2 separate regions of the Homo sapiens genome follow, and region 2 is linked to region 1. A link is a loop called in an ENCODE intact Hi-C map of the cell type or tissue named here. Cell type or tissue: stomach. All regions are shown on one strand. Each heading gives the region's core, and the rest is flanking DNA. Links, peaks and the distances in the headings are about the cores only.

The links. A loop is a pair of places that touch in the nucleus more often than their neighbours do. Peaks named below come from ENCODE experiments on the same cell type or tissue, not always from the same donor. Only the 100,000 strongest peaks of a DNase experiment are listed, where the experiment ranks them.
Region 2: it touches region 1 in a loop (4-fold over the local background); 1 of 110 quality-filtered maps calls a loop at or near these places.

What each region holds. Positions count from the first base shown.
Region 1 is chr17:30,239,004-30,249,705 of GRCh38, forward strand. The region is part of intron 2 of LOC105371720 (a long non-coding RNA gene); the gene reads left to right. It overlaps BLMH (bleomycin hydrolase), which reads right to left. Exons shown (of 12, transcript NM_000386.4): 12 at 9,200-10,165. The coding sequence ends at 10,014. Among named protein-coding and RNA genes, the nearest start is that of SLC6A4, 8.7 kb to the left of the region's middle. RefSeq lists enhancers at 1-226, 9,454-10,653. In stomach, for the core only: no CTCF peak of the experiment used is centred there; no DNase peak of the experiment used is centred there.
Region 2 is chr17:29,840,271-29,850,972 of GRCh38, forward strand. It overlaps SSH2 (slingshot protein phosphatase 2), which reads right to left. Exons shown (of 16, transcript NM_001282129.2): 2 at 8,579-8,659. Among named protein-coding and RNA genes, the nearest start is that of SSH2, 85 kb to the right of the region's middle. In stomach, for the core only: no CTCF peak of the experiment used is centred there; a DNase peak (open chromatin) is centred at 4,571.

The DNA.
Region 1 (10,702 bases), core at 3,174-8,173:
CTGCCTGGCAATCACCGCACAGCAATAGTTTTTCTTTGTTCACCTGCTTGAGCCCAGAAATAGTGGGGCTTAGAAGCTGCTCTGGGGCTCAGAATAAATACAAGCTTTCACTTTAAGAGGAAAGGGGCACATAAATATTTACACCTGCCCCAAACACCACCAAGAAAACCCACTTCCTGGAAGTCTCAAAGGCCAGCAGTGAGTCCCCTGTGGAGCCAGCCAGGACCGAACCATGCGAATCCCAGGCTCTCCCTCCGGAAGCCCTTGGTGCCATCTGTCTGTCCTGTCTCTGCCCTGTTTATACAATAACGAAAGAAGAAGGCCCACCCCTCCTTGTGGGCTTTTTCTCAGGCCCAGGAAAATGCTGACAATATTCAGTCCTTAGAGTGTCATCTTGCTCCATTCCCACCAGCACCTCCCCGACACCCCTGGTTTTTCCTGGGACCCCCAGTTTTTCCTGGCATGGTTCTGGTGACTCTACATTCATGTTCAGTGGCACCTCCAAGGCAGGACTTGCTGCCACTGTGAACCCTGGGCTCATCTCTACGGAGGTCTCCATGGGAGCCCCTAGCAGGCCCACCCCATCCAGATGAAGCAAGCTAAAGGGAACTCCAGACAAGGTCCTTTTGGGAGTGCGGGGGGTTTGGGGGAGGAACAGATCAGGTTCAGCCCTAAGAAAGGCCAGAAACATTTGGAAGTAGGTTCATTTTGTCATTGGTCATTTTTCCCAGCTCCTTCCCCTCATTCCTCCAGAGCCTTCTGCCTTTGCTAAACCCTCCTCCTAGCACCCCATCACCCGGTCTCCCACCTCCCTCTCCCCAGCCCCACCATCCTCTTGACTTGAACTCCCATTATCTCTCAGTCAGGTATTACGGCAGCAGCCTCACCACACCACTCACTCTATGATAACACCCCAAACACCCCCAGAAGCACTTGCTGGGCAAATGCTAATGCCAATAACAATAACTAAGACTTTTATAGCACTTTCTATCTAAGCCCCATAATTAATTCCCTCAGTCTTCACCATGGGCCCCTGCTGCTTCCACAACCCCATTGAGAGGCACAGTAATAATTGTTTAAAATCAGTAAGTATTTGTCAGATTAGCATCGATTTAAGTTTCTGTTGCTAACCCTGCTTAACTCATTGTATATTCAGACTTCACAGATAATTTTTTCTAAAAGAGAGGAAAAGGCAGGAGTGGCTGATGTGGAAAGGCCCAGCTTGAAGGATACTCACACGTGAGGAGAAATCAGGGTGTAGGTGACACCCCAGACTTTACAGATACTGTGACTACCCCACGATCTATCTGCAATCTCTGTGAGCCATGGTGTAGCAGGACGAGCCTCAGACAAAACCCTTCAGATGCCAGGTTGAAGAAGGAAGTGGCTTTATTCGGCTGGGAGCATCAGCGGACTCATGTCTCAAGAACTGAGCTCCCTGAAAAAGAAATTCCTGGCCCTTTTAAGGGCTTACCACTCTAAGGGGTACACGTGAAAGGGTTGTGATAGATCGAGCAAGCGTGGGGAACATGACTGGGGGCTACATGCATCAGCTAACAGAACAGAAACTTTTGCAATGCTTCCTCATACAATGCCTGGAATTTACAGATAACACAAGTAGTTTAGGTCAGGGGTTGATATTATTATTATTATTATTATTTTATTTTATTTTATTTTGAGACAGAGTCTTGCTCTGTTGCCCAGGCTGGAGTGCAGTGGCGCAATCTTGGCTTGCTGCAAGCTCCTCCTCGGTTCATGCCATTCTCCTGCCTCAGCCTCCCGAGTAGCTGGGACTACAGGCACCCACCACCATGCCCGGCTAATTTTTGTATTTTTAGTAGAGATGGGTTTCACCTTGTTAGCCAGGATGGTCTCGATCTCCTGACCTTGTGATCCACCCACCTCGGCCTCCCAAAGTGCTGGGATTACAGGCGTGAGCCACCACGCCCGGCCTATTATTATTTTTTAACCACCAGGGCCGGGTGGTGGCGCCAAGGTCGTCTGGCTATTTATCTTACTTCTGTTTTTTTTCTGACTTTTTGCTTTTTTCCTTATCTTCTGTCTTATAAACTAGGTGGGTCGGAGGGGAGGAGGAGAAGGGCAGCAGGAGAAGTGGTGGTCTCCTTCCTTAAGGGTTTATGATTTCTACTTCCTCCCTAGGGGATTCCCTTCCCTGACTTCATCAGCCAGGGCCACACTCCAGAGGGCAGCTGTTTTTCCCTTCCACGTTGGTGGAGATGTTGACGCCAGAAGCACAGAGAACCAGGGAGGGCCCCACCGCCCTGTACACATACAGCTGTTGCAGCACCTTGGTCCCTCTCCGAATTTCCCAGGCTCTGGGTTCCCAAGGGACAGGGTGCTGCCTCTCTCCATGCCTCAACACCTATCACTGTGTGGGCGCACAGCAGGCTCCATAAATGTACACACCAGCAATGAAGGGCTAGGAAAATGCCTCTGAGTCTTACCAGACTTAGTGCCATAAAACCAGGGCCCCAGTGGCATATCCACCAATGGAGTACCATGCAGCAGGTAGAAAGAGTAAGGCAGTTTTCTATGGGCTGATCTGGGGGAGTTCTCAAGATTTATTGTAAATGGAGGAAAAAAAATGCATAGAACAGTTGTTACTCCAAATTGTTGAGGGCAAGGCATGGGGGCTGATATGTGTATTGAAATCTGTAAGCACACAGAAGAGACTGGGAACAGTAGGTGCCTTGGAGGCAGAGGACATTAGGATGGAGGGAAACCCCCTTTGTCAATGTCTACCCTGCTATACTATTTAAATATTTGCCATGTGCAGGTGATATTTTTATGAAACTTTTTCAGAAAAGCATTTTTTAATTATAAAAGGCAAAGAAAGAAAGGGGTAACGGTGGAAGGGAGGGAAAAGAAAGAAAAGAGGGGAAGGGAAAAAAAAAGATGTTCTAAGGGGCCTCAAGTTTCTCACAAAGGAGGGAGGAGCCCTAGGGAGTTTGAAGGAGTTCAGCTCCATGTTACACCAGACGCACTACCCACCAAATCGTGCCACATTACACATCACCAGTGCTGTTCACTTAAGCAGGACATTTTTTTTTCCTATTTATTAGCAAAGATGCTGGGAGCCAAGAGGTGAAGTCCAAGGCTTTGCTCAAGATCTGATCAAAGAGCTAGACCTACTCTTAGAACTCAAGCCCTCTGCTCCCAGCTCCTGAAGCCAATCCTCTCTCCTGTACCCCATTTCCATTTTTCTTTCTCCTGCTCAAGTTTATAAGACACTCACCCTCTCTTTGGCTCTTCCTCTCAGCAAACTTCAGGGTAAATTGTGCCTCTCCATCTAGGAAGGGCTTCCCTTAGTTTCTTCTTGGTAAGCTGATCACCGCGTTCACTGTGGGTTGAAGTTACTTTAAAACAAGTCAGCACGTTACCTTCTCCAACTTCAAGCCCTTTCACAATTATTACGGAGTTTACTGCAAGATCTCTCTCATATAAAGTCACCTTTTCAACTGGTTCATGCATAAACATGTTATTTTCCCAAGTAAATGACAAATTTGGTTGGAGAGAAGGGAATTGTTTTAACTCCCAGAGGGGCTCCCACAACACTGGACACATTGAAGAATCTCCATGAGAACTGTTTTTAATAAAAGCTGCCATTTATTGAGCCTCTACTAGGCACATTATATGCATTATCTTCTGTCCTTTTTCTACCATATGGGAAATATGCAATATAAACTGGTATTATTATTTTTGGATAACTATATATGTTATCAAAAAATATAGTTTTCCTCAGCCAGGTTTCAGGCTGAGTTCTCATATTTAATAATTTTTTTTTTTTTTGAGATGCAGTCTCGCTTTGTCATCCAGGCTGAAGTGCAGTGGCGTGATCTCGGCTCACTGCAACCTCCGCCACCTGGGTTCAAGCAATTCTCCTGCCTCAGCCTCCTGAGTAGCTGGGACTACAGGTGCCCACCACCACGCCTGGCTAATTTTTGTATTTTTAGTAGAGACAGGGTTTCACCATGTTGGTCAGATGGTCTCGATCTCTTGACCTTGTGATCTGCCCACCTCGACCTCACGAAGTGAATAAATTTTAATATTGTTTTTCAACAAAGGAAGCATGGAAACAGAGGCTGAGAGAGATTAAGTAGCTTCTCCACATTTATACAGACTTGCCAGGTGTAGGCACTTATATGCTTGCCAAGTGGCAAGGCCAGCATATCTGAGTCCAAAGGCCCTGCTCTTCCCGCTGTGTTGGGCTGATTTGAAACAAAAAAGGTTCAAGCAGTGAGGAAGCCAGGTAAGCCTCTGTGGTTCTCTCCCTACCTATTCTCCCCACTGCCAGGAACCTGCATGAAATGAAATCAAGACCTTAATGTGAAATGTTGAAATACAAACATCTCCAGGGGCTTTGTTCTTGTTCTACTTGTCCCTGCTGAGCAAGTTATAGTGAAGCTGACTTCAGGTCTATGTAAAAACTGTTCGTTAATTATAGCTGTCAGAATAGAAGGTGTGCTCAGTGTCAGCCTACCCTATATTTCCTATGAGCCAGGCACTTGAGTATACAGTCACAAGCAGGACAAAGTTCCCGCCCCTGGGAGCCAACGGAGTAACTGACTTTGGGGAAAACAGACAATACACATATAAATACATCAGTACCTCCAGAAAGTGGTAAGTGCTGTGAATAAAACAGACCCTGTAACAGCATGGAGGTGGCAGAGGCAGTAGGAGGAGGGAGTTGGCTGCCTAGATAAGGTGGTCAGAGATGGCCTTGACACTGAAGGCGTGACCCGAATGAGAAGCCAGCCATGCAAAGACCTGAGGGAAGAGCTTTAGGTAGACGGAACAGCAAGGAGGAACAGCAAGGAGGCGGAGATGAGTTTGATGTGTCTGAGGGACAAAGTGCGGGACAGGGTGGGAGGCGGTCAGTGGCTGGCTGAAGCAGAGTGTACAAGAAGGGGAGTAAGTCGAGTCTGGAGAGGTGGGCAGGGGCCACAGTGAGAGGCTGTGTGTTCCTGTCAATGTGTGCAAATAGAACTTAAAAGACTTACTCGTTTTGGAGAATTTTGGACTAGGTTAACCCATAAGGTCTCCGCCAGGTGAGATGCAGGGATGCTGCTATGCTAAGTCAAGCACCCTCCCATACTCTCCATCAAATAGCCACCCTGCCTTGGCTGCCCTAGCCTTCTGCACAGCAGCTGATTTTTAAAAAACAAACAGCTGTCATGGGGTAACCTGAAAGATGGCTCCAGAACTCATTCTGTCCACTTCAAGACGTGCTACCAAACTAGAGTTTTTCCAGAGGAGTCAGCAAGAGGGAAAGCACTGAGTATTCAAACAATATCCAGGAAAGATGATGTGGAGGGTTTCCCATCTGCACACAATCCTCTTTCCAAATAGCTACAGCTAGCCAGACGCAGTGGCTCACACTTGTAATACCAGCACTTTGGGAGGCCTAGGCGGGCAGATCAATTGAGGCCAGGAGTTCAAGACCAGCCTGGCCAACATGGCAAAACCTTGTCTATACTAAAAATACAAAAAAAAAAAAAAAATTAGCTGTGGTGGCGCATGTCTGTAATCCCAGCTACTCTGGAGGCTAAGGTGGGAGAATTGCTTGAACCCACGAAGTGGAGGCTGCAGTGAGCCGAGATCGTGCCACTGTACTCTGCACTCCAGCTTGGGTGACAGAATGAGACTCAAAAGAAAAGACAAAACAAAGACCAAATAGCTGCAGCTGTTGTGAATTGAACATTCCCCTATTTCCTTTCCCTCTGCAATAATGTGTAAAGGACTTGGAGTTTGAAAAAGAAAAACAGAAAAACCCGGCCAGTTTAATCCTAGTTTTCAACCCATTTGTGTCACAGACCCCAAGAAGGAAGCCATTGGCTTCATGAGTATCAACAACAGTTCTCAACAAGTTGTCCTAAATATGACCACGCTCATCTGGAATCACTTTAAAAAGTATCTAACTTAACAAATGACTAACTAGAGCCACCGTGGGCAATGGTGCTCACCCACACCACACTAGAGGAATAGGACTTCAAGTCCAAGTGCCCTGGTGCCACCAACAGCAACTTAGAATTAAGCTGCTCTTTAAGGACAAGCCAAAGCAAGCAGATGGGCCACACCACATCCTGAAGGCATGTCTCATTATCATGCCTTGGCTTCTTGGACGTGTAGGGTCACCATTACTCAGGCCAGGACTTCCCAGAGGCCAGTCATGAAGCTCTCCTCTGGTGACACTGTATGATTCACAGTTAAAGCAAAAGACAACTCCATGCCTTCCCATTTCCTACCTCATTCGTCACCCAAATACTAGCAGTTTCTTCCAACTGAGACCTCCAGCTACAACTTCAGCCCATTTCCCTAATCTTTAGCAGAGAAGATAAAACCACCATGCTTCATTTCTCCCCTCTGGATCCTAAGTTCATTTGAAAAATGGCTTTCATTAAGTATTTGGTAATGAAGATTATCTTTTTTACATATTGCTGCATTTGGTTTAGGATTTTTGCATCTATGTTTATGGGTGAGGTTTACATGTATTTTTTTCACTATCCTTATCAGGGTTATGCTAGCCTCATAAAATCATTCTTTAGGCCATAAAGTCGTTTTTTACGTCTTGCCTATTGAGCTAATCGAGTTGCTCCTGAGAAGACTTCCAATTTCCTGGCTACTAGAGTTCTAGCAGCCAAGGATGGCAAGAAGATTCAGAATGTAAATGCTCACTTAGGGGATTCACCTGACACCTAGACTACACACTTCTTCTCTCTCCAGAAAAGAAATCTCTAATGCACTGATGAATGGAGGAAGGGCATCACCAAGCCGGTCGGTATAGGAAGGGGACCCAACAGACATTCAACTCTTTGGTAACCCTCCCTTCACGCCCAATTCCAGAATGCTTTCTGTTGCTACCATATCTATGCTTTTCAGGGGATTATGCACTGTAAATTGATTTGCTTATCACTGGCTTTCTCCACCACTGGCTCAGTGAGATTCAACTTTTTCAGCTCTGCTAAATCTTCCAAGGTCTCCATCTGCTTTCTGGGTTCAAATATTTCATTGGCTCCTCTCCTGGTCTTCCCGAGCTTGTGGATTTGTCTTCTAAACAAATCCCTTTACTGTTGCTTTTGAGAAAGTTGAGAGTATCTTCTATTTTTCTAATATTTGCAGCATCTATAATATCCTTTTAATTCCCTGTGTACTTAAAAAAATTAATATTTGTCAATTTTTCTTTAAAAGAACCAACTTCTGGCTTCGTTGATGCTATGCTTAATTTCTGTGCATATCTACTTCCTTTAGGTTTATTTTGCTGTTCTAATTTCTTGAAACAGATGTTTAGCTCAATTTTCAGCCTTTATTACATCCTAGTATAACTTTGATATTTAGATTTAGAATTTACATTCTATTATTCAGAACTAATTAAAATTCTATAATCTTAATACATTAATGTAATAATTTAATGCTGTAAAACCTTTAAATTACTGTTGCAGCTGCATCCCTCGTTTTGACATATTTTTATTATTGTTCAGGTTAAATTTCCTTCATGATTTCTTCTTGGACCCATGAGTTAATTTCTAAACATACAGAGGTCGTCTTGTAATCTTTTAATTTTGGTTTCTAACTTAATTGCACTGTGGTTGGAGTGTGGTCTACGTGGTAACAACCCTTTCAAATTTGTTGAGATTGACTCTACCGTCCAGTATATGGTCGCTTTTTGAAAAAGTTCCATAGGTGATCAAAATGAATGTGCAGTTGTTAGATGCAATTTTTTTTTTAACAGGTTTATGCTCGGTCATTGGTTTCCACACATCTGTGCTTTCAGGATGAAGATGTGGTCTTCTAAACACGTCCATTTTACCAAACTTGCTAAATGTTTAAATCTCTTATATACTTTCCTGAATTTTTTGTTGCTTGGTCTACATGAAGCATATTAAAATCTCCCACTATGATGCTGGATTTCTTATTTTTCCATATAGCTGTTTTTGTTTTACATATTTTGAGGCAATGTTATTAGGTGCATAACTTAGAATCTTTGTTTTTCTGAAGAATTGGGTAAGCATATCATTATGTAGTGGTTCGATCTGTAGTAATGCTTTTTGTCTTAAAGCCTATTTCCAGGGCTGTGGTGTTCCACAGCTCCAGGGAGGACATTCACATTACAGTTTATGCAAATAAACTGAAATTAGACAGTCTGTTTCGTTACTTTGGAGTGGCCTTAATTCTGTGGGTTATGAGTATAACTTCTCAGTTTTATTTTGGTTAGTATCTGCCTGATGTATCTTTTCCATCCTTTCTTATATTGTAGGTTGCCTATGTCTCTCTCTTGTCATCACATATGGCTGGATTTCTTTTAAAAATACAGTTTGGCATTTTTTTTTTCGGGAACATTTAGTCCATTTACATATAATTATTGGCACATTTAGATTTCTCTCTACTATCTTGTTTTGGATGCTCTATTTGTCCTGCCTTTTCTTTACCCTATCTTGTCTTCTTGACTGATTGCATTTTTCCATTCTATTTATTCTTGATTGAAAACTGTATCCTCTGCTTATTTTTAGTAGATACTATAGAAGTTTTTGGCACAGGTTTACATACCAAAGTCTGAAGTTAAACAATGTATTTATCTTCTTCCTGAAAGACACAAGGATCTTAGAGTATGTTCATTCCAATTACCTCCCCTCCCTAGTTATCTGCTACCTTCATGGATTTTCGTTTTACCTTTTTTCCAACCCTGTTAAGACTCTTCTACAGTTGCTTTTTGTGTAGCTGACCAACATAACAATCATGTTCTTTATTCTACATTCCTTGATACATTTCAACCCTTCCATACTGATCACTTCCCTTCTGTTGGGGCAAATTCAGTTTTTTTTGTGAAAATGTTTTCTATTTTACCCTTGTTCTTGAAAGGGTGGCCCAATCTCAGTAAGATAACTTACTGACCTATTCTAAGGCTGGGCCCAACAGAGCCTCACTCCCCACCCTTGTAGGGACCCTGGATCTGGGTAGAACATTTATGCGGTAGGGGAACAGTCCTTCTTAAACAGGCGCTTGGAAGCCCTTTGCAGATGCCGGTGAGAATCGGCGGTCTGGGAAAGAGTACACATCTTGCAGAGAAGCTGAAGAGGGAAGCCCTTTTCCTGTTTTTTCACTTTCAAGAACATGAGCCACCTGGCTGCTTTCTTTTGTAGATAAACAAACACTTCTCAGACAGATCACATAAATCAGCTTATTCTCATTTAGCAAAGTTTTTATTCAAAAGCTTCTCAGCACCATCTAGTTATCAGAAAGAATGGATATCACCTTTTCCTGCCCACCCAATCCCCAGTTCCACAGGCAGAAGTTAAACCATTTGGCTAGAGTTCCCCCTAATGATTATGACTGAGACCATGATAAGATTTTGGTTGTTCTCACCCAACTGTCTCTAAGCCTCTACTCAAACCTGACTCAAGCAGAGATGTGCACACCCCACAGTTCAGAACAGGAAGGAATCATGTCAGATCTGATCAACCTCCCATTCTTGGGCTATTAGAGGCACAAGAAATTACCTTGAAAAAATGGAATTCAGTGACTGCCATCTAGGAAAGACAGTGATACTGTCCAGCAGCATGCAGTTCCGAGAGCTCAACTCTTAGGCCACCCTCCCTCCACTCTACTCTAGGAACAAGGAGCATTAGGTCTGTTTTCTCTCCATACACCTCAATCGCTCGTCCTCTCGTCTTATTAAAACACAGACACAGAACCAAACTTTTTGACAGTTAAAGACAAACAATTACATCTAATTAAAATGCTAAGAGATCCTGAGCTGTTAGAGATGAGGAGAGTAGATAGTATGACCTGATCTTCCCCCCTCTTTTTTTTCCTTTAACAGTATTCTGTTTCAGCATAAAGCACACTTTCTGAAGAGGTTCCTGGTGGAGACTGGAAATCTGACTGTGTCCTGTGGCAACACACAGTCCCTTGCATAACTTTGGCTTCAGTCCCTGGATCTGTCCTTTGCAGCTACGTCAGGTTCCATGGAAGGAGGAAAGAGCTGGAGGGCAGTATCACTCAGCCAAAGCTCCCATGGGGTCCCATGCTGGCAGGATAATGGGTTCCTGCTCTAACACAGCTAGCACCTCTTCAGGGACATGCTTCCTGTCCACCACCACTTCGTAGACATACTCAGAGAACCACTCATCTGTCATGCACAGGTAACCTGGAGAAAAGAACAGAAGACTTATGAGTCCAGAGGGCAAGGGACAAAGAGCAGAAACCCTTTTTGTAGGATAAACCTTTTACAAAACTAATATTCATACATATTTTTCAGCTTTCCCATCTGTAATTTCATTTAATCTAAATCTTATTAGCAATTCTGTGAAGCAGATAGGACAGGCATGGCTCTATTTTTAGAAAAATTAGAAAACCGGGTCTTGAGTAACTAGGTGATGTGCCCAGGTCACATGGTGAGGTTCAGAGCTGGGCCTTGGACCTAAGGCTAACACCAGATCCTGTACTGATGCTCTCTTCCTCCGCTGCCTTGGTGATGGTGAGTGATGACCTGTATACTAGTAGGGAGGCAGAAAAACTTCTCATTCATACAGCCACACCTAGGGCATAAATCTCTAGGGTCAGAAGGGCAAGCATCCCAGTTCCTTTCTTACCCTACCAGTGTCAATGGCTGTTCTCCCCCATTCCTTTCTATCACACACTCCTACAACAACCAGGCGGGCTGCTGTGAGCATTCTGATGGGGC
Region 2 (10,702 bases), core at 1,840-6,839, 400 kb before region 1:
TTCACTGCCACTTTCTGCATTCTTTGAAACATGCCAGATGTTTCAAAAATACAACTCTGGTAAAAAGAGGGATCAGGAGCCTAGACCAATACAAATCCAGCACAGGAGAGCATGGTGTGTCTGAAGTATCATTTTAGATTCCTTTAGCCAAGGCATCAACTATGTGCAATTTACAATTAAATCACTGTGCTAAGAGCTATTGATAATATAAAGATGTCTAAGAGAATATTTTTGGCCTTTCAATAGCCATTTCATGTACTTAAATAATATATTTTAGAAGTTGTCACAAGTTAGCCAAGCCACAAGCCAAATTAGGGATGGTGAAGAAAATGGAAGATGGTCAGGATGCCCACTTTTTCTTCTTCTTTTTCTCCAGAGCTGAAGTATGAACTTCATTATGTCTGCAGACAACAGTGGCACTGCCTTGACTCTGTTGAAGAGCTGGTGACATGAGGGAATCCTGCATCTGCCCTGCTCTCTACTTGGCACAGATAATGCGCCAGGCCCTCTAAGCACTTTACATAAGTTATCTCATTTAATTCTAACAACTCCATGGGATAGGTACTATTATTATTCCCATTTTATAGATAGGGGAAATGAGGCTTAGAGTGAAGTCACAGTCAGTAAGTGGTGAAGCTGGGCTCTGACCCAGATTGTCTGAACCTTCAACTTGAGCTCTTTAACTACTACATGATGCTGAGCCCTCTCTCTGATTCTGAAAGTCTGAGAGAGCCCTCTAAAAAGCATAGCCTGATAGCCACATCAAAATCACATGGTCAAGAAGTCAGGAAAGTGGTTATTCCTGGTGTATGATGGCTGGGAGGGTGAGTCAGTAGTGACTGAAAGGAGCAAGGAGGGATTGGCAAAGGGGGAAATAGTACTGAGGAGTTGTAATATTCCATTTCCTGATCTAGGTACAGGTTACTTACTTCATGATTGACCTGTGTTTGTGAAAACATCAGTTTGTGAAAATTCATTGTTATACATAAAAGCACAAGATAAGTACACTTTTCTGTATGTATATTTTACTTCAGTAAAAGTATAAAACACAAAGTATAAAGTGATCTTTAATTATTTTTTCTTTACTCTAGCTCCCTAGCAATGTTGACACAGGAAGAATAAGTCTTTATACCCTTTATACCTTATGGAAAAGACATGGAAAACTTTACCCTTCACTGACTTAAATTTATACTAGATTTGGATTATCTCATTTCAGTATCTTGCTTTTAACAGAAGACTAGCCAAGGAATTTCACTGAATAGAAAGAATGTAAGTTAATTGTGTTGTACCTGAGTAATCAAATGCATACAGCCAACTCTTAAAAAATTGTAGTCTATCTCACATTTTATCCTGCTGCTCAAGGAATAGATGTTACAATGTTACAAATGTTGCAGATTAGATTTCTAATATGGAGGTGCAAAAATTAGCATAGCTAGAGTTAAACCAGTGTTCTTTTTCTGTTTTTTCTTTTCTTGAGACAGGGTCTCATTCTGTCACCCAGGCTGGAGTGCAGTGGCATAGTCCTGGCTCACTACAGCCTCAACCTTCTGGGCTCAAGTGATCGTCCCATCTCTGCTTCCCGAGTAGCTGGGACTATAGGAGTACACCACCCCCTTGGCTAATTTTTTTTTTTTTTTTTTTTTTGTAGAGACAGAGTTTTGCTTTGTTGCCCAGGCTGGTCTTGAATTCCTGAGCTTAAGCGATCCTCCCGCCTCAGCCTCCCAAAGTGCTGGGATTACAGGTGTGCACCACTGTCCCCAGCCCAAACCAGTGTTCTTAACCCTTGATTCATATTAGAATAATCCTGGAAGCATTTAAAAAAATACCAATACCTGGGCCCTACTCACAGAGATCCTGATTTAACTGGAGGAGACCCTGTTATTAATTTAAAAGATCATCACAGCCAGGCGCAGTGGCTCATGCCTATAACCCCAGCACTCTGGGAGGCCGAGGCAGGTGGGTCACCTGAGGTCAGGAGTTCAAGACCAGCCTGGCTAACATGACGAAACCCTGTCTCTACTAAAAATACAAAAATTAGCTGAGTGTCATGGCAGGCACCTATAATCCCAGATACTTGGGAGGCTGAGGCAGGAGCATCTCTTGAACCTGGGAGGCGCAGGTTGCAGTGAGCCGAGATCACGCCACTGCACTCCAGCCTGGGCGACAGAGTGAGACTCAGTGTCAAAAAAAAAAAAAAAAAAGATCATCAGGTGATTCTAATGGGCAGCCACAATGAGAACCACTGAGTTAAATAAGGCTAATTTCAAAAATAGCCTTTGTACCCAAGATTACTACAAATCTTATTTCTCCTCAAATGTCACTCAAGAGCGTAAGATTTTTAAAAGAAAATTATTTCTCATAATAATTATTCTGGGATAAAATCATTGAGCTATGCTTTCTTACATCTTAACCTGGAACAAAATAAGTTTAACATCACATTCCTATTAGTGTAAATTTGCATCAGACCCCTTCCAAAGTAAAAAATAAGGATATTGTTCATGGTAAAACTATGTTTGCCACTAGCAACACTTTTTTTATCTTTTTTCTGACGATGGGCCCTAACAATCTCTCTACAATGCAGCAGAGGTGATGCAGAAACAATTCAAGTAATCCTAAACTCCTGTGGGGCAGCTGTTTGCTATTGGCCAACTGGCCATTTGAAACTCATAATAAAACTCATCTTCTTAGCACCAAATTTCCCTTTTTCCCCCCTTTTTCTATTTGTGTATGTTGGCTACTGAAAGGTGTTCTGCAAATGAGTCTGAAAAAATAAACAGAAAATACACATGGTACAGATAGCAGAAACGAAGAGAGTAAATACAAATTATCAGGAATGACAGGACGTGCTTGCTGTAGGCTTAAACACCATCCCCACCTTCCAGCTAACCAGTTTGTTGTTGTATCTGGATGTTCATCCACTACTATCTTGTTTTTGCTTATAATCTCTAGAGATTTACAAAAGTAGATTTAATTACTATAGCAGGCTGGGCGCGGTGGCTCACACTTGTAATTCCAACACTTTGGGAGGCTGAGGTGGGCAGATCACTTAAGGTCAGGAGTTCGAGACCAGCCTGGCCAATATGGCGAAACCCCATCTCCACTACAAATAAAAAATAATTGTTAAAAATAAAAAAAATTAGCCAGGCATGGGTGGTGCATGCCTGTAGTCCCAGCTACTCAAGAGACTGAGGCATGAGAATCGCTTGAATCCAGGAGGTAGAGGCTGCAGTGAACTGAGATCGTGCCACTGCACTCCAGCCTGGGTGACAGAGGGAGACTCAGTCTCAAGAAAAAAAAAAAAAAATTACTATAGCAGTTTCCCCCTCCTAAGTGTAGTTTTCCTTTCTGAGCTAACCATTGTTTTCATCGTTCCAATACACTACATTCCAAAACTTAAAACATACAAGAACAGGATATCTCAGAAGAACCCTGAGAATTGAAGTCCTTTCTATCTTCAATCTATAAGGACTGGCTACTCCACATCAGGCCTTGAATTAGGGTTTACCCTAATGTTGATAACTTTTAAAAATTCTTAAATCCTTCATCTTGAACTTACTATTAGGCTAAATCTTCTCTCTCTCTCAAGCCATTTTTCCACTCCCCAAATGACTCCATGTTAAAAATCCCATAGAAGCTGATTATCAACAAGGATATTGTATTCTGAGACACTGTCCTTCCCTAGAAGAGAATGCAGATCTATAGTCTAAAAATGTAAAAATATTCTAAACCAAATAATTCTTACATTTTAGACTTTCTTTGCATCTGCCTTTTCCACATTTGATTCTAGGGGGTGGCTTTTTCTTTTCTTTAATAACACAAAAGGCTAACATCTCTTCCTTTCACTGGGCTATTCAAACATAAAAGCTTTTTTCTGATTGCACAGAATATAATATTATATCCTTCAAGAATATAACAAACCAAGCAAAGGAATGAAACAGACCATAAAAATAGTATGACTATTCTATATATGACCTTCTGCCTGTTTGGTTGGGTAGGGGTTGGGGTGAGAAGACCAGGGAAATGAGATAAATAAGTTTTATTTTTAGGAAATAAACTAATATAACAAATATTTTCCTGACCACCAGGCTGGGGAAGAAATAGCCCTACAATGGTAAATGAATCCAGTTGTTCCTAGGAGACCACCCATAAGCACAATAATTGGAATCCCAGCTCATCCAGAGCTTCTTCCTCCTTTTAGGTAGGATAGCAGTGGGTACAGGAGAGGGAAATGAAGAGAAGCCTCAGGAGTCTCAGTGCCTGTTGCAGTCACTAGCATCCCAACCTGCTCTAGTCACTGCCTACATTCCTTCTTATCTGAAGCCAAGGTGAAACTCCTGCAGCTAAAGCCAGTATCTTCTTTCTCTGTGACTTCTTCCAGTCACACTGTTACCTTTCTCTGGGGGCAGACAGATCCTCTCCCCATTATGGAGACCTCTAACAAACCTGTGCACAGTAGAGGGAGCAAGTAGCTGCTTCTATCTATTATCTGGTTTCCTGGAGACTGAGTGGGATCAGAAAAGGGGCAGGGGCCTCTCTGCACTCCTGCCTTCTCTTCCAGGAAAGCCCCAAGAGATCTAAGGCAGCCAGCCCTCCAGCCAAATTGGCCTCCAGCCAAATTTATTTCCACTTATCCAGATTTCTTCTCTTCTTCCCACATACTGCATGTAATGATTTTCTCCTTTCCTTTTCAGGGCTTTCCACGAATAGCCATAAAACTAATTTGTGAAGTGTAGATTATACTTTCTCTAAGGGCCCCTACTCCCCTGGGCCCAGTGATTTGCACATGAGTCAATCAATACTTGGTGAATGAATGAATTATGCAGAAGCAAATGAATGAATAAAACTAACCAAAGTTCATACTTCTGTTATCCCAAAATTGAAGAGAAAGTTCTTCGACGATTGACTTTATCTTCTACTCTTCTTCTTTACATCAGTATTTCTACTTCAAATACTTATCAAGATCCCATACCACTTCCTTTGCAGAAAACTAAGTAATGGAGATTTCAATCATTTTGCTCTGCAAATAACTGCCCCCCACCCCACCCCCAAGGTTAAGGCTTCAAATTACAAAGAAGCTCTTCAATTCCATTTGACATGGGGGTGGGAACAGGGAAGTGAGAAAAGGGGGAAAAAAAGGTGTGGGAAATACTCCCTGAAAAAACAAAACAGGAGGAGGATCTAACACCTTTAAAAAGCCAGCCAAGTACATGAAACAACTTTTGCCTCTTGAGGAAAAGACGACAACAAATCTGACTTAAATGAATGAAAGGCTTGGCAATAAAATAAAGCAACCCAGAGTAATCTATAAATACATATACCCAACTAATTGTTTCTCTTTATTTTTTTTGGAGACAGAGTCTGACTCTGCTGTCCAGGCTGGAGTGCAATGGCATATCCTTCCGCCTTAGCCTCCCAAGTAGCTAGGACTACAAGTATGTGCCACCATGCCCGGCTAATTGTTTTATTTTCTGTAGAGACAGGGTCTCGCTGTATTTCCCAGGCTGCTCTTGAACTCCTGGGCTCAAGTGATCCTTTTGCCTTGGCCTCCGAAAGTGTTGGGATTACAGGCATGACCCACCGTGCCTGGCCCCAACTAATTGTTTCTAAGGGAGAAAAACCATTAAAACTAAAGTTACCTTTTCCCCACGCGTCCAACTTCATGAAAATATTCTTCATGTAGATTCCCATGCACTAGTCTCTTTGAGACAAAATCAGTCGAAATAATATGCCAGTATAATAAGTCCAGAGGACTCCACTGCAAACTGAACAATTTTTTTTTTTTTTTTGAGATGGAGTCTTGCTCTGTTGCCCAGGCTGGAGTGCAGTGGTGCAATCTTGGCTCACTGCAACCTCCACCTTCTGGGTTCAAGCAATTCTCCTGCCTTGGCCTCCCAAGTAGCTGGGACTACAGGCATGCACCACCACGCCAGACTTTTGTATTTTTAGTAGAGACGGGGTTTCACCATGTTGGCCAGGCTTTCTCAAACACTTGACCTCAAGTGATCTGCACACCTCAGCCTCCCAAAGAGCTGGGATTACAGGCATGAGCCACTGTGCCCAGTCTGAACAAAATAAATCTTATAGGATACCATATAAGGAGACTGGTACATATTCCATCAATGAGGTTGCCCACTGGTGATGAGCTCATGATGGCTATCAGCTGAGATTTCATGTCAGCACTGCTCCTGCTTATCACACAACACTGGACAAAGATTATAACCTTTCACCCTCAGTTTGTCATCTGCAAAATACTGATAATAAGTGTTCACATGGATTTATCAGTTAACGTTTGCAAGCACTAGGAAAATGAGCACCACTCCAGCTATTAATGAATCACAATAACTTAACTCATGCCATTCCAGATTCATCAACACTGAATGAAATGCAGTTGTGTAAATAAATACGTGAATGAGGTCCTGAAATGGTAACTGCATTCACTGTGACATGAAGATGAGGAAGCCAGCCTAAGTGCAGGTAGTAATATGGTGATATACTTGAGACACATCTTACTTCAAGAGATAGTTTACATTAGTGAAACTTCAACAATATGTATGGAGTGCTACTATGAGCAATAAATATCCTGATACAGACAATTCATTTTTTATGGTCAAGGTTTGTAGAACCTAGTTTTGGTGACAGCTACCTGTTGGAAGAGATCAAGTCAAGTAAAATTATAGAAAACAATCAAATCTGTAAAAAACAATACAGTTTTGAAATGTGTTATGATTCGGTTTATATAAACTCTACTTTTTAAAATTTGTGAAGTAGGATTCATTCTATACCAAGACACAGAAAAAAAATGTCCAAGTGGGAAAAAGGTTTGCTATGTTTCTAAACTTCAGTTTGATACAAGGCCATCTTGAACCTCTCATAAAATAGGGGGGAAAAATTCCAAGAGCGGCCCAGTCTCCTATGGGTATAACAGTCCAAAAATATGCTTGAATAAAGTCTTTCCTCACAGTGCCATCCCTAATCTGCACAAGCTTCACAGTAAAGGGCAGTACACCTTAAAAAAAATCAGGTTGTCACCAAGTCTTCAACTTAGAGCCAGTGAGAAGCAAATAGATAAAAATGTCAGGCATCTGGGCTGAAAGGTGAAGCAGAGGGCAGAGACCAGGGCCTCTCACAAAGAGCTGGTCCTCTCTATTTCTAATTTTCATTAATACAACTGGGACGGTGTCTGCATTTTTGTAGCCGACCCCCTCAGGTTTTTTTGAGGGAGGGTGGTGCTCAATAGGAGACAGTTATCTAAATGACAGTTGGAGAGCTCATTAGTTTTCCTGACCCACAACTCTTCCCTTCACTTCCCTCCAGAATACTTCCAACACCCCTTTAAGGTAGAACAATGTGTATGAACTAATAAGGCAAGAGTCCAGCAGGACTTGTTTTCTGGTCACAACACTGCTGAACAAAGTAGGATCTGTTCCAGATGGGATAAAGCAAAGAAACTGGCCAAAACCAGCAGACTGTGACAAGGGCAATCCCTGGCTGCCCTCATTGCTCATTAGCATGGACACTCCCACCAGCATCATGACAGTTTACAAATGCCATGGCAATGACCCAGAAGTTACTGCCCCTTTCCTAGAAAGTTCTAAATAACCCACCCCTCAATTTGCATTAACCTGCCCCTTAATTTACATGTAATTGAAAGTGGGTATAAGCGAGTATATATACAGTTGCCAAGAGCCCACACGTTGCAGACTCTGGGTACACTATCTATGAGTTAGTGCTGTTCCACAAGGAGCAGTACTGTTCAATAAAAGATTGCTGTCTAACACCACAGGTTTGCCCTTGATTTCTTTCCTGGTGAAACTAAGAACCCTCCTGGGCTAAGCCCCAGTTTGGGGGATTATCTGTCCTGCATCACTACTAGGCCATTCAATACTCAGGGGGAAGTTCACTTATATCTCAGGATATACTGAGAATTTCCACTGCTCATTGCAACACACAAAAATAAGTCAATTTAAGTTGTTCTCTAACTTCAGCCTGACTCTTGTGGGTAAGTAAGCAGGAGGTCAGATGGGATAAGTAAAATTTATAACATCCCATGAAATGTAGTTAGATAAAGTTCTACATTTAAGATGATCAGGTCGGGTTTCCAGTCCAGTGATTATAACACTATTTGGCTTAACATTATCAATAGCTAAGACATGTGAGGCCCATGTACGTGAGGAATAAAGGCCCTGTGGCAGCACCAATACCAAGCAGTTGCCACAGGGAAAAGAATAATACTATTGACCATTAAAAAAATGTGTGCATGAGGGGAAAAAAATCCCACAAAAAGAGTCACACTCTTTATTGAAGGAGACTCACTCAAGGTTCCAAGATGCCACATTTTTTCTACTTTGATAAATAACTTTTGAGTGGTCATTGCCATGGCATTATGCATATAAATGTACCATACTGTTTATATATACACTCATTCTAAGCCACCTATTTGCCTTCCCAGACATTTGGCTGAATGGGGTCAAATAGATAAAATAATAGGCACTATATCAGTTGCATTTAATAGCCAAATTTACCCAATAAGATTTTACTTGAATCACCAAAGTCTGTATAAAAACATATACCTACGTACATTGGAATCAGTAAAGATTTCTGATTCTTCACATTCACAGCAAAGTAATGCTGCTGATTCACTGTCTTCCAAATGAGAGCTCTGTAATACAAACAAGATCATTTCAGAGATCCAAACGAATGGGCCCATAAGCACGAGGGGAAAAGCAAGCTGAAATCACTGAGTCAGTGGTGTTAGCTCACAGGTGAGAAGCTGCAATTCTGATTAGTGATGGCTATTTTGAGAGAACACTGCCAACAAGGTGACTGGTTAGTTGATTGAGGAATGCTTGATCAACTGAAGCATTTCCTATGGTTTCCCGATTTGGGGAAAGAGCCAGCACATCTTTTTCTGTAAAGATGGTGCTGCTAGCCGGGCACAGTGGCTCACGCCTGTAATCCCAGCACTTTGGGAGGCGGAGGCAGGAGGATCACAAGGTCAGGAGATCGAGACTATCCCAGCTAACACAGTGAAACCTGGTCTCTACTAAAAATAGAAAAAATTAGCCGGGTGTGGTGGCCGGTGCCTGTAGTCCCAGCTACTCGGGAGGCTGAGGCAGGAGAATGGCGTGAACCCGGAAGGCTGAGCTTGCAGTGAGCCGAGATCGCGCCACTGTACTCCAGCCTGGGCGACAGAGCGAGACTCCGTCTCAAAAAAAAAAAAAAAAAAAAAAGATGGTGCTGCTAATCCTTTGTAGTATGTACTCTGAACTCTTCTCAGACTGGGGATAGATTTGTGTTCATTTATCTTCACATCCAAAGATACACATTTGATGTATTTGTTTAGAGATAGGCTATAGAATATAGCATAGGGCCTGATTACGGGATCTAACTCTTAGCCTAGCCTCATTAGCTCTCTGCTGCCAAGTGTTCATATGAGCCAAGAGACAGGCCAGGCACAGTGGCTCATGCCTGCTAATCCTAGCACTTTGGGAGGCTGAGGCAGGCAGATCACCTGAGGTTAGGAGTTTGAGACCAGCCTGGCCAACATAGTAAAACCCTGTCTGTACTACAAAAAAAAAAAAAAAAGTATATATATATATATATATATATATTAGCCGGGCATGGCAGTGTGTGCCTGTAATCCCAGCTACTAGGGAGGCTGAGGCAGGAGAATCGCATGAACCCAGGGGGCGGAGGTTTCAGTGAGCTGAGATCACGCCATTGCACTCCAGCCTGGGTGACAGTGCAAGACTCCATCTCAAAAAAAAAAAAAAAAAAAAAGAGCCAGGAGACATGCCCTACCCAAGTCCCCCAACAGGCACCAGAAAACAATTTAAAACCTTTTCTTCTGTTCTCTAATCTCTTTCTAAAAATCTGTCTAGAAGACAGACAAGGAAAATAAGACAAAGGAGTGAAATAATTAGCTGGTAACATAGGAGTATTTTTCCCTATGACTAACAACTCAAAAAAGGGAACAGAAAAGGCTCCAACTCTGACTCATTAGATTCTATTCAAATGTTTGCTGTTTAGCTAACAGCAGCTGGAAACTGAGTTATCCCTACATGGATCATTGATGCATAAGCTTACGTCATTAAAACTTCTCACTACCAGTGGCTGAAACTTATAACTACTTCATGGCTATCCTAGTTGATTCCTACTTTAATTTTTCACAGGTAGGGCTGTGTTTCATCTAAAGTATACCCTCAGAGATAAGAGTTTTAGAGTGCAAATAAACTTAAAGAAAGTAAAGCTCAGAGTTACTCTTTCTGATAACAGCCTTGCTCCTGGTTTACTTCCTTCTCATTTTTTTTCTACTCTGACCCTTTGTCTACTTTTAGTTTTCTGTCTTAAAACCAAGTCTCATCTGGCATTGTCCCTCTCTCTTCCTCTTTTAGAAAATAATCAGAAATAACCAAATATTTAAAATCATTGTTGCCCGAGCGTGGTGGCTCACGCCTATAATCCCAGCACTTTGGGAGGCCGAGGCGGGTGGATCACGAGGTCAGGAGATCAAGACCATCCTGACTAACATGGTGAAACCCCGTCTCTACTAAAAATGCAAAAAATTAGCCGGGTGTGGTGGCGGGCGCCTGCAGTCCCACCTACTCGGGAGGTTGAGGCAGGAGAATGGCGTGAACCTGGGAGGTGGAGGTTGCAGTGAGCCGAGATCGCGCCACTGCACTCCAGCCTGGGCTACAGAGCG